Linked DNA regions of Homo sapiens: region 1 is linked to region 2. A link is an interaction called in ENCODE POLR2A ChIA-PET data of the cell type or tissue named here. Cell type or tissue: OCI-LY7. All regions are shown on one strand. Links, peaks and the distances in the headings refer to the core of each region. The heading gives the core; the rest is flanking DNA. Region 1 overlaps CTIF (cap binding complex dependent translation initiation factor). Region 2 overlaps DYM (dymeclin).

Evidence for each region. Peaks named below come from ENCODE experiments on the same cell type or tissue, not always from the same donor. Only the 100,000 strongest peaks of a DNase experiment are listed, where the experiment ranks them.
Region 1: POLR2A ChIA-PET joins it to region 2 with 5 read pairs; 2 of 35 experiments call an interaction of 5 or more read pairs at or near these places.

The regions. Positions count from the first base shown.
Region 1 is chr18:48,697,251-48,701,637 of GRCh38, forward strand. All of the region lies in intron 6 of CTIF (cap binding complex dependent translation initiation factor), which reads left to right. LOC105372107 (a long non-coding RNA gene) reads right to left here. Exons shown (of 4, transcript XR_007066460.1): 1 at 1-4,387. Among named protein-coding and RNA genes, the nearest start is that of MIR4743, 29 kb to the left of the region's middle. RefSeq lists enhancers at 1,393-2,183, 2,184-2,973, 3,366-3,435, 3,456-3,615. In OCI-LY7, for the core only: no CTCF peak of the experiment used is centred there; no DNase peak of the experiment used is centred there.
Region 2 is chr18:49,448,143-49,452,529 of GRCh38, forward strand. All of the region lies in intron 1 of DYM (dymeclin), which reads right to left. Among named protein-coding and RNA genes, the nearest start is that of DYM, 10 kb to the right of the region's middle. In OCI-LY7, for the core only: no CTCF peak of the experiment used is centred there; a DNase peak (open chromatin) is centred at 2,779; H3K4me3 peaks cover 1,166 bases; H3K27ac peaks cover 3,047 bases.

The sequences.
Region 1 (4,387 bases), core at 224-4,223, 750 kb before region 2:
TACAGAAGTGAAGGAAGCATGGCTCCTGAGCTCCTGAAAGTTTGTAGCTTGTTTGGGGAGGCAAGCATTTAAGTAACTATCTAGACCATTCAGACAGCAGGATGGAGTACTAGGAAGTTTGTCCAGTGTGCTGTGTGACCAGATGGATTCCTTCTCATGGGAACTGGGATCAGCTTTGCATGGCAGGGGCATTTGTGCTAATGGTAAAAGCTGACAGAATTTTAGGGGTAAACAGAAGTGGGAAGATGTTCCAGGCTGAAGACAAAGCCTGGAAGGAGGAGTGTGTGTTCAGGGATGGCATGGCAGGTGCACAGGGAAAGGGAGGCCCAGATGGTCCTTAAAGATCAGTGGCTGACCATTCTCCAGTCTAACTCCAAATGCCAGGGCAGGAACCCGGGTATCCTGGCCCCCAGCCCAGTGCTCCTTCTGCTGCATTGCTGTAAATAGAAGTTTAAAGTGGTTCTCAAGGCCAGAGGGGATTGGGGAGCAATCCATTTGCTGAAGCTTTTCCTCTGGATGGGCTTCTCCTGAGAGATGACATGTGAGGGGGTAGTGAGAATCTAAGGGATCACCTCCTCCTGATAAGCCAGAAAGCACCTCCACTGTTGGGAGGCTGTGATGCAGCCAGAAATAGTGATCCTGCCGTTGCATCCTAGCCCTTGAGTCCATCACCCCAGCCCTGCAGTCCTGCAGTCCTGAAGCACAGGATCTGATCCCCTGAGCCTGGCTCATGCACTCTGGCCTTCCAGGTCAAGCGTGGGGTATGACCAGAGCCAGGAACCATGTGGCACTGCAGGGCAACTCTCTACTCCTCCCTCCTGAAAGTCAACTCAGTGGAAAATGTAGCCATCATTAAAAAAAAAAAAAAAAAAAAAAAAAAAAAAAAAAAAAGCAAACTCCCCTCTGAAAACCCTATGGATGAAGGGAGCACTTGAAGGGAACACCAAGTACACAAGGAGAAAATGACAAAATGCTGCTTTCCTGGCCTCTGCTGCTGGGCAGCTGGGTGATTCAGCTGCAGGGGCTGCCCTCCTGGAACCTGTCGCAGGAGATGCCCCGGCTGCATGCCAAGCTAGGAGGGCCCAGCAGCTGGCATGGGACTCGCTTCCATCCTGGGGAGGCAACTATGTATTTATCTTATTTTCAGAGACTGAGTCTCCTTGTGTTGCCCCGGCTGGTCTCGAACTCCTGGGTTCCAGTGATTCTCCTACCTCGGCCTCCCAAAGTGCTGGGATTACAGGCATGAGCCACTGTGTACAGCCCAATTCTCCATTTTTAAATTTACTGGTTTATGAAATTTGAAATGTTGGGCACCACTAATTTAGGTCTACGACTTTATTTAAAGAAACTCTAAGCTTCACATATTAAAGACTAAACAGAATAGGAATACCCTATTTGTTTTCTCTCAGCCTTGAATCTTTCCCGATCTTTTCAACCTGGTCATTCTGGTCTGGCTCACCTGTCCCTTTCTTAGGGAGGACTCTTCTGATGCCCTAATCTAAAGCATTATCCCCTTCCTATGGTTTGGTTTGGTTTTGAGCACACTTGTTTCTGTTTGAATGACCTTGGTGTTTTTAGCTGCAGGCTGGGGACTGTCATTTCCCCTTGGTAGAGTGGAAGTTCCTCTCTGTGGCCTAGGTCACTGTGGCATCCCCAGCACCTAGTACAGCCGCTGGCACCACATAAGCCTCAGCAGAAATGTGTTGCCTGAATGAATGAAACCACGGATTGGCTTCCTGGACGAGGACCCACGTTTCAACCCTCTGTCCCTCCAGCACCAAGGCTGAGCTGCCCCTGCTGGTTCTCGGTCAGACCTGAGGAGAGAGGTCCTCTCTTCCCCACTCTTCTTATCTGTGCTGTGGCTAGCTTCTTAGATACCCCCGAGCCTCCTGGTGCCCGACGGCCCCAGCAGGCTAGTCAGACCCAGTGTCTCAGTCGAGTTTCTTGGCTGCCGAGGCCTGAAATCTTCAGGGCCTTTGAGTAACATTCTGCCCTTGAGCAGGTTCACAGACTGGCTGGTCCTCTGGGAGACAGGCCCCTCCCTGGCTCTTCAGAGCCTCCTTGCAGCTTCCCCTCTTCTAGCTCTCTGCCTTGCCCAGAGTCCTGTGATGAGATGAGGGGAGGGATTGGGAAGTGCCAGCATGGGGCTGGGGCTGGGGCTGGGGCTGGGGCTGGGGCTGGGGCTGGAGCCGGGTGGTGCAGGTCTGTGTGGAGGAAGCTGAGGTTGCAGGGACTGCTTTGGCCCAAGAGTGTCCTGGACACGGCCTGGGAGCTTAGCAGGTGGTTAGTTGATTAACACAGGTATGACCACATTCTAGGATGGTTTTGGGGTTTGGGCGGCTGCTTCCCAGCAGGTGCACAAAGACCACAGACGCAAGTGCTTACGAAGCCTCAGGTTGGAGGCCTTCCTAGCCCAGGGGTCTCCACATGCAGCGGGGCATTCTTGAGCTGGGCTGTCGACATGCCATTCATGCCCAGTCATCTCATTTAACCCTCGTAACGGTCCTCTGATATGCGTATGCTTCTTTATTACCACCATTTTTTAGGTGAGAAAACTAGAAGCTTAAATAAGGTAGGCATTGCTGCCAGCTCCTGCGGTAAGTGGCAGTGACAGCATCTAGCCAAAACGTTTGATGCCTGATCTCTGCTCAGGGCACCTGGATCTGCATTGCTGCAGTCCCCCAGCTCTCCAATTCCACGTGAGCACACTCCACACTGGCTCGGCAGATACTGAGAGGCAGGTCCTGCTGCTCTCGCCTTCACTGTGGCCTCCTTATCCATGCTGATATGGCTTGGCTGTGTCCCCACCCAGATTTCACTTTGAATTATAATAATTGCCACGTGTCAAGGGCTGGGCCAGGTGGGGATAATTGAAGGGAGATGGTTTCCTCCATGCTGTTCTCATGGTAGTGAGTAAGTTTCATGAGATGTGATGGTTTTATAAAGGGGAGTTCCCCTGTACATGCTCTCTTTCTGCTACCATGTAAGATGTGACTTTGTTCGTCCTTTGCCTTCTGCCATAATTGTGAGGCCTCCCCAGCCATGTGGAACTGTGAGTCCATTAAACCTCTTTCCTTTATAAATTACCCAGTCTCAAGTATGTCCCTATTAGCAGTGTGAGAACAGGCTAATACACATGCCTGTGGCCTCTCCAGCCAGCTGTGACCTACCAGGGCAGACAGCAGGACAGTGATGAACCTGTTCATTCATGTGAGGCCTTGGAGGCTTCCCCCCGGCACAGCGGGGTACACCTCAGAATCTTAGCATGGCTGCGCAGGTGGTTTAGGCAGGGGCTCCCTCCCTGCTACCCACAGATGCCCCTGCCCTGTGCGAACGTGACTACTGCTAGTTTGTATAATGAGCTGCAGCAGAGTGTGCTCAGAAGAAGCAGAGCAGAGCCCCTCAAGCGTGGGCCGTGCCTCTCTCACTCTAACCTCAGAGCCTCTGTTCACTTCGAAGGGTGACCTCAGGCATCCCTTCCTCCACAGCTCCTTGGACCTTGGATGTTCTTCCATTGTGACTCCACTCAATTTGCGTGTCCCTCTTCCCCAGGGCCCATGCCCCTCTTGGAGACAGAGGTGGAGTCTTGTTTTCCTGTGTCTGTGCACACAGCATGCTCACAGGGCACCGTGGGCATCCTCTGAGGGTTTGTTGAGCATCACTCCTCTTCTAGAGTTGGTTGATGCTTCAGTTCTATGATGGTCTTTGAACCTCCTCAAGTACATAAAACTCTTCACAATGTTGCCCACTTCTCAACAGTTGTCATTTCCCCCTTAGAGGCCAGAACGCAAACATTGCTTTGCCTTCTCTTGAGCTTGCTCTCTAGAGTTCTTGAGGCTCTGGGTCTTATCTGTGCCATAGACACACCACTTCATGAGGGGCCAGGACACAGGCCATATGTGTCTCATCATGCCCAGGTGGTTTTTTCAGGGGCTGCAGAATGGAAACTCTCATTCCTCATGGCCCTTTGTACCTCTCACATTTCTTGGGCGTCTTTCTGCCCCTGGTCTGCAGCAGCTTGAAGGCATTGCCATTTTCAGTTCAGAAGTGTGTCCAGGACCCTTAATAGATATCCATTATCCAGGGAATGGAGCATGTCAGTCCACTCCAGTTCCATTCTCTTGTGCGTGTCCCGTGTCAATGAGCAGCATGAACACCATGAGCCTAAGTGGCCTGTGTTCAAGTCTTTCCTGGGTTCATGACCTGGAGAAGGCCCGTAGCCTTTTGGTCCCATTTGGTCTTCGACACAGAGAGTCACAGTCATCCTCCAGTGCCTCCGTCCCCCAGCCCCCAGTGCACACAGTGCACTCCCTTCAGTGCACTGTGCTGGCTGCAGAATGGAAGCCTGACAATGGTAGTTGAAGAAGTGGCATTTTACTAATTGTTT
Region 2 (4,387 bases), core at 292-4,291:
GAAAACTCTGCCTTCAACAATTAGGGGTAAAATATTCCTCCAAAGCCAAAATTTAGTCTCAATACTGTCTCATCAGCAGGAAAATGGCCATTCAATCCCTAAGTTTTTTTAAGCCACCTATTCTGCCTTCAATTAGAGTAGTACTTAATTAGTAAGGGAATTTTAAGTTTGGAAGTTAACTGGAACCATTATCTAAGGGTAAATGCTTCAGCACAGGCCATAATAGCAGGATACAGAGTTCAATCTAGCACATCCCCTGCATTAAAGGGGCCTTGCCCAACTATTATGTAGTTTTTCTTGAAATCCATTTTTCAGGAAGCCAGGCAAGTCACACAAGTCTAGGAAGTTAAAGGGAAATCACAGGCAGAGGACTACAGCCACTTGGGTGAGCATGACTAGCCCCAGTGACTTAGTTCCTCTGGTTCCATGACTGGGGGTCACACTTGCAACCATGGGCAGCATGTTCAACAAGGTGCCTGGGACCCAGGAAACACAGGGGGAAAAAAGCAGGGGGGATGCCCCCACTGCTTCCTCTCCACCATGGGTCACACCAAAAGGAAGGAGACTAAAGGGCCACCTTTTTCTCTAAGTGGGTACCATCTTCATCCTGCACTCCCCTGGAGTGCATTCTGAAGCACAAGGATTTCTTTGACCCTGAAACTTTAAAAAGCAGCTCATTTTCTTTTGCACAGGGCATGGCCTTTTTACTAGACCTTTGCAAGCGTTACAGAATTAACCCAGCCCTTTTAGCAATCATATTGAGCAGGCCCAAAGAGAATAATTCCCCAAAATGAGAGAAGCAACTTCTGGGGAAATCATCTGAGGCAGCTATTGGGTGTCCCAGCCCTTCAAGTCCCCCTTATTTAGGGCCACCTCCAACCATACCACCAGTTCTTCCACCTCCACCATCTCCAAAATTTCCCACTCCCCACTTTCACTCTTACCTCTACAGGAAATGCCCAATGGAGGTGATGTCACTAGGGTTCAAGTTCCCTCCTCTTTGCAAGACCTTAGGCAAATAAAGGTGACTGAGGCCAATTTTCTGAAGACCCTGATAGGTATATAGAAGCTTTCCAAAATTTAACTCAGGTGTTTCACCTCTCATGAAGAGATTTTATGTTGCTTCTAAGCCAAACCCTAATTACAGCTGAAGAGCAGGCAGCAAAGAAATTGAAAGATAAGCAACGTTTCCTATAGTAGGCCTAAAACGAAAAGAGAAAATAGGGAAGGCAAAGAAATAAGAGAAACACAATTCCCAATAGGAAGAGAGGCGGTACCTCTTGACAACCCTAACTGGAATCCCCAGACTTTTCTATGGTGTTTTTCCTTCTTTCACAGTGTACAATGGTTCCTATCTCTTCCTGTATAATGTTCCTCCAAAGTAGGAAAAGTTAATTTCCCCAAACCTTAAAATGGTTGACTTAGAGTTGAGCTAATGGGAAGGGAACCCAGAAGCCTGACATGCTGGCAAAAGGGTAAAAGTTTTTTTACCAGTCAACATTTTGGCTTATCTCTTCCTGTGCAAACCAGTAACAAGGATAATAAGGATGATTGTTTATTCTCTGTAAAGTTTTAATTAATAAAAAAGAATTTGTGAGGTTGGTCTTAAGCTGTAACCAATCTGGTGTGCTTTGTGTGTCTTTCTGTAGCGTTCTGTCAAAAGAAAGGGTACCTTAGGTTAGGATGCAGGCCCAGGACCCCATAAGCCTGACTTTGTCTGGGTCCTAGACTCCACACCTGGTATATAATTAAAATCACTTACTAACCAGGTTTTTTACCTAAAGTAAAAGTTGCTGAGAGTTAACAGTGCAACATGTATTTGAGATCTCTAAAGTTTTATATGCAAGGCTTATAAAAACAGTGAAATGTGTTTTTTAGTAAAAGATTATAAGAAAGCATGAAAATATAAATTTTGCCCAGGGATAAGAGATTATCTTAAATTTAATAAGACAGAGCTAAAGGTTTAAGCAAGTTACAGGAAGACAAAAATTAATCTTGCAAAAATGTATAAACATTAACTAAATTCAAAAGGGTATTATATGGTCTTTTCCTAAATTGAGCATTGAAAGAAAAACACGGCAAGGCTGTCTTAAGACACTAATCTGCCGTTTAACAAAAGGGGTTGTAAAGGGTTTGTAAAGACTTCACCCCATGGTCATTGGTTAAGATTAGGTGAACTTTCCTATGAGGTTTTATCAAAAGGTTGTTTACAACTTTAATAAACTAATACAAGGGTAAAATTTGGCTTTAAACAGGATTTTCATGTAATAGTAAAGGATGATGAAAGATTTTTTCCTTTTGTGACATCATTTTGGCAAAATAAATAATGGCAATTTGGAATTCTATTTCATAACATCAAGTGTTTTAAACCTCTAACATTTAAAAGGCATCCCAAAATCAAGCTTCAAGTTTCAAAATTGTCCTTCCTGATGCCTGGCTTTCTGGATTGTTCAGAAGGCCCCTGAAACATCCAGAGAAGAGGTAAACAGGATTATCTGACATGTTTAGTCACATTAGAATTGCCAAAACGATGTCCAATCTTCTTTAAGTTATATTTTGGTGAATAATACTAATATATGTTCCAAAATTGTATGGGATTTCTAAAATTCTAATGTCTAAGTATATACTATCAATCATAATTAAGGTTAACTAAACTTTTTCCGTCATGTTTTTAACTGTAACCTGGAAATTTTGTCATGCACAGACAATTGTTGTTTTGCTTTGTTCCTTCTGAAAAGACAGTTTATAATCAAGCTATATTAAGGACTTTCAACAGGTGTCCTCAAATGCAGGTTTTTAACAGCTTTGAAGATTGTAACATTGGAAGAGAGAAAGAACGTACAGGACTCATGAACTGAAATGTTCACAAATATCAAGCAAAACAAGAATTGACTAAATGGACTACACTCAGAAAGCTAAAGCAATCTTTTTGACTTTTGCTTGGAATATTGCTGATCCTTGGTTTGTTTTTCAGAGTCAAGGAAACTTATTTTGAACTATTTACAGCCTTTAATAATTGAGTAAGGTATACTCCTGTGAACAAAACTTGAAGCATGATTGTTTCTCTCTGCCTGGTTCCTCTAATCTGTGAGAACTCTTAACTTATGGCAATATAGTTGTTTGCATCAGTGAAATAAGAATCCATTTTTCTTTTTCAACAGGACACAAATGGAAAAACTGGCTATTTTATCAAGGCTTTGACTGGAAGTGTATGCTTCCCTTTAAGGAGTCAACCTCCACTTGCAGAGCTGAAAAAGCCCCATGGGAAGAACTGGCCTCATACCTTGTCTACACAGTCCCCGCACAGGGTTCCTAACCTTTGGTCAGTAAAGAATGTCACTTTCTAACAGGTCCAGGAGCTCCAAGTTTATCTTGGGACCTTAAGAGAAAAGGATCACCCAACTCACAGGTATTTGAAGATACAAACCCATGCTGGGCTCAGCTTTAAGAAGTCTTATCTGAGATTTCTTGTGGAACAGAGTTCCATCGAAGCCAATCCAAAAGGACTATGCAGAAATAATTACTCTTGCTGAACTTTATGCAAATAACAAGGCCAAATATAAGACTAAGGTTTATTCTACAAACAACACGGTCCTATCATAATTTGTTTTTACCAAAATCAGGACTAGAGAGAGAAAATATGCTCCAAAGCTTATCATACATTTGTCATTAAATCCTAGTCACATTAATTGTTTTTAAGTTGTGTGCCTACATTTTAGACTAACACTGCTTATTCCTGTGAATCAAGTGGTGATCTCCTGAAGCTTACAAGAAACAAAAAGAGATGGGTAACACAAAAATCTGGATACCTTGGCAAATAAAATTTTAGATGGAAAGTATCTACTACACCACACTTGTGGGAATTGCTATACTCACTCTACTATTTGCAGTAGGGTTATACATGGCAGTGTGTCTGGAATTGGTGGATTCTTGGTCTCATTGACTTCAAGAATGAAGCCACAGACCCTCACAGTGAGTGTTACAGTTCTTCAAGGCGGCATGTCCAGAGTTTGTTCCTTCTGATGTTCGGATGTGTTCGGAGTTTCTTCCTTCTGGTGGGTTCGTGCTCTCGCTGGCTTAGGAGTGAAGCGGCAGACCTTCGCGGTGAGTGTTACAGCTCATAAAGGCAGTGTGGACCCAAAGAGTGAGCAGCAGCAAGATTTATTGCAAAGAGTGAAAGAACAAAGCTCCCGCAGTGTGGAAGGGGACCTGAGCGGGTTGCCATTGCTGGTTCAGGCAGCCTGCTTTTATTCCCTTATCTGGCCCCACCCACATCCTGCTGATTTGGTCCATTTTACAGAGAGCTGATTGGTCTGTTTTGACAGGGTGCTGATTGGTGCGTTTACAATCCCTGAGCTAGATATAAAGATTCTCCAAGTCCCCACCA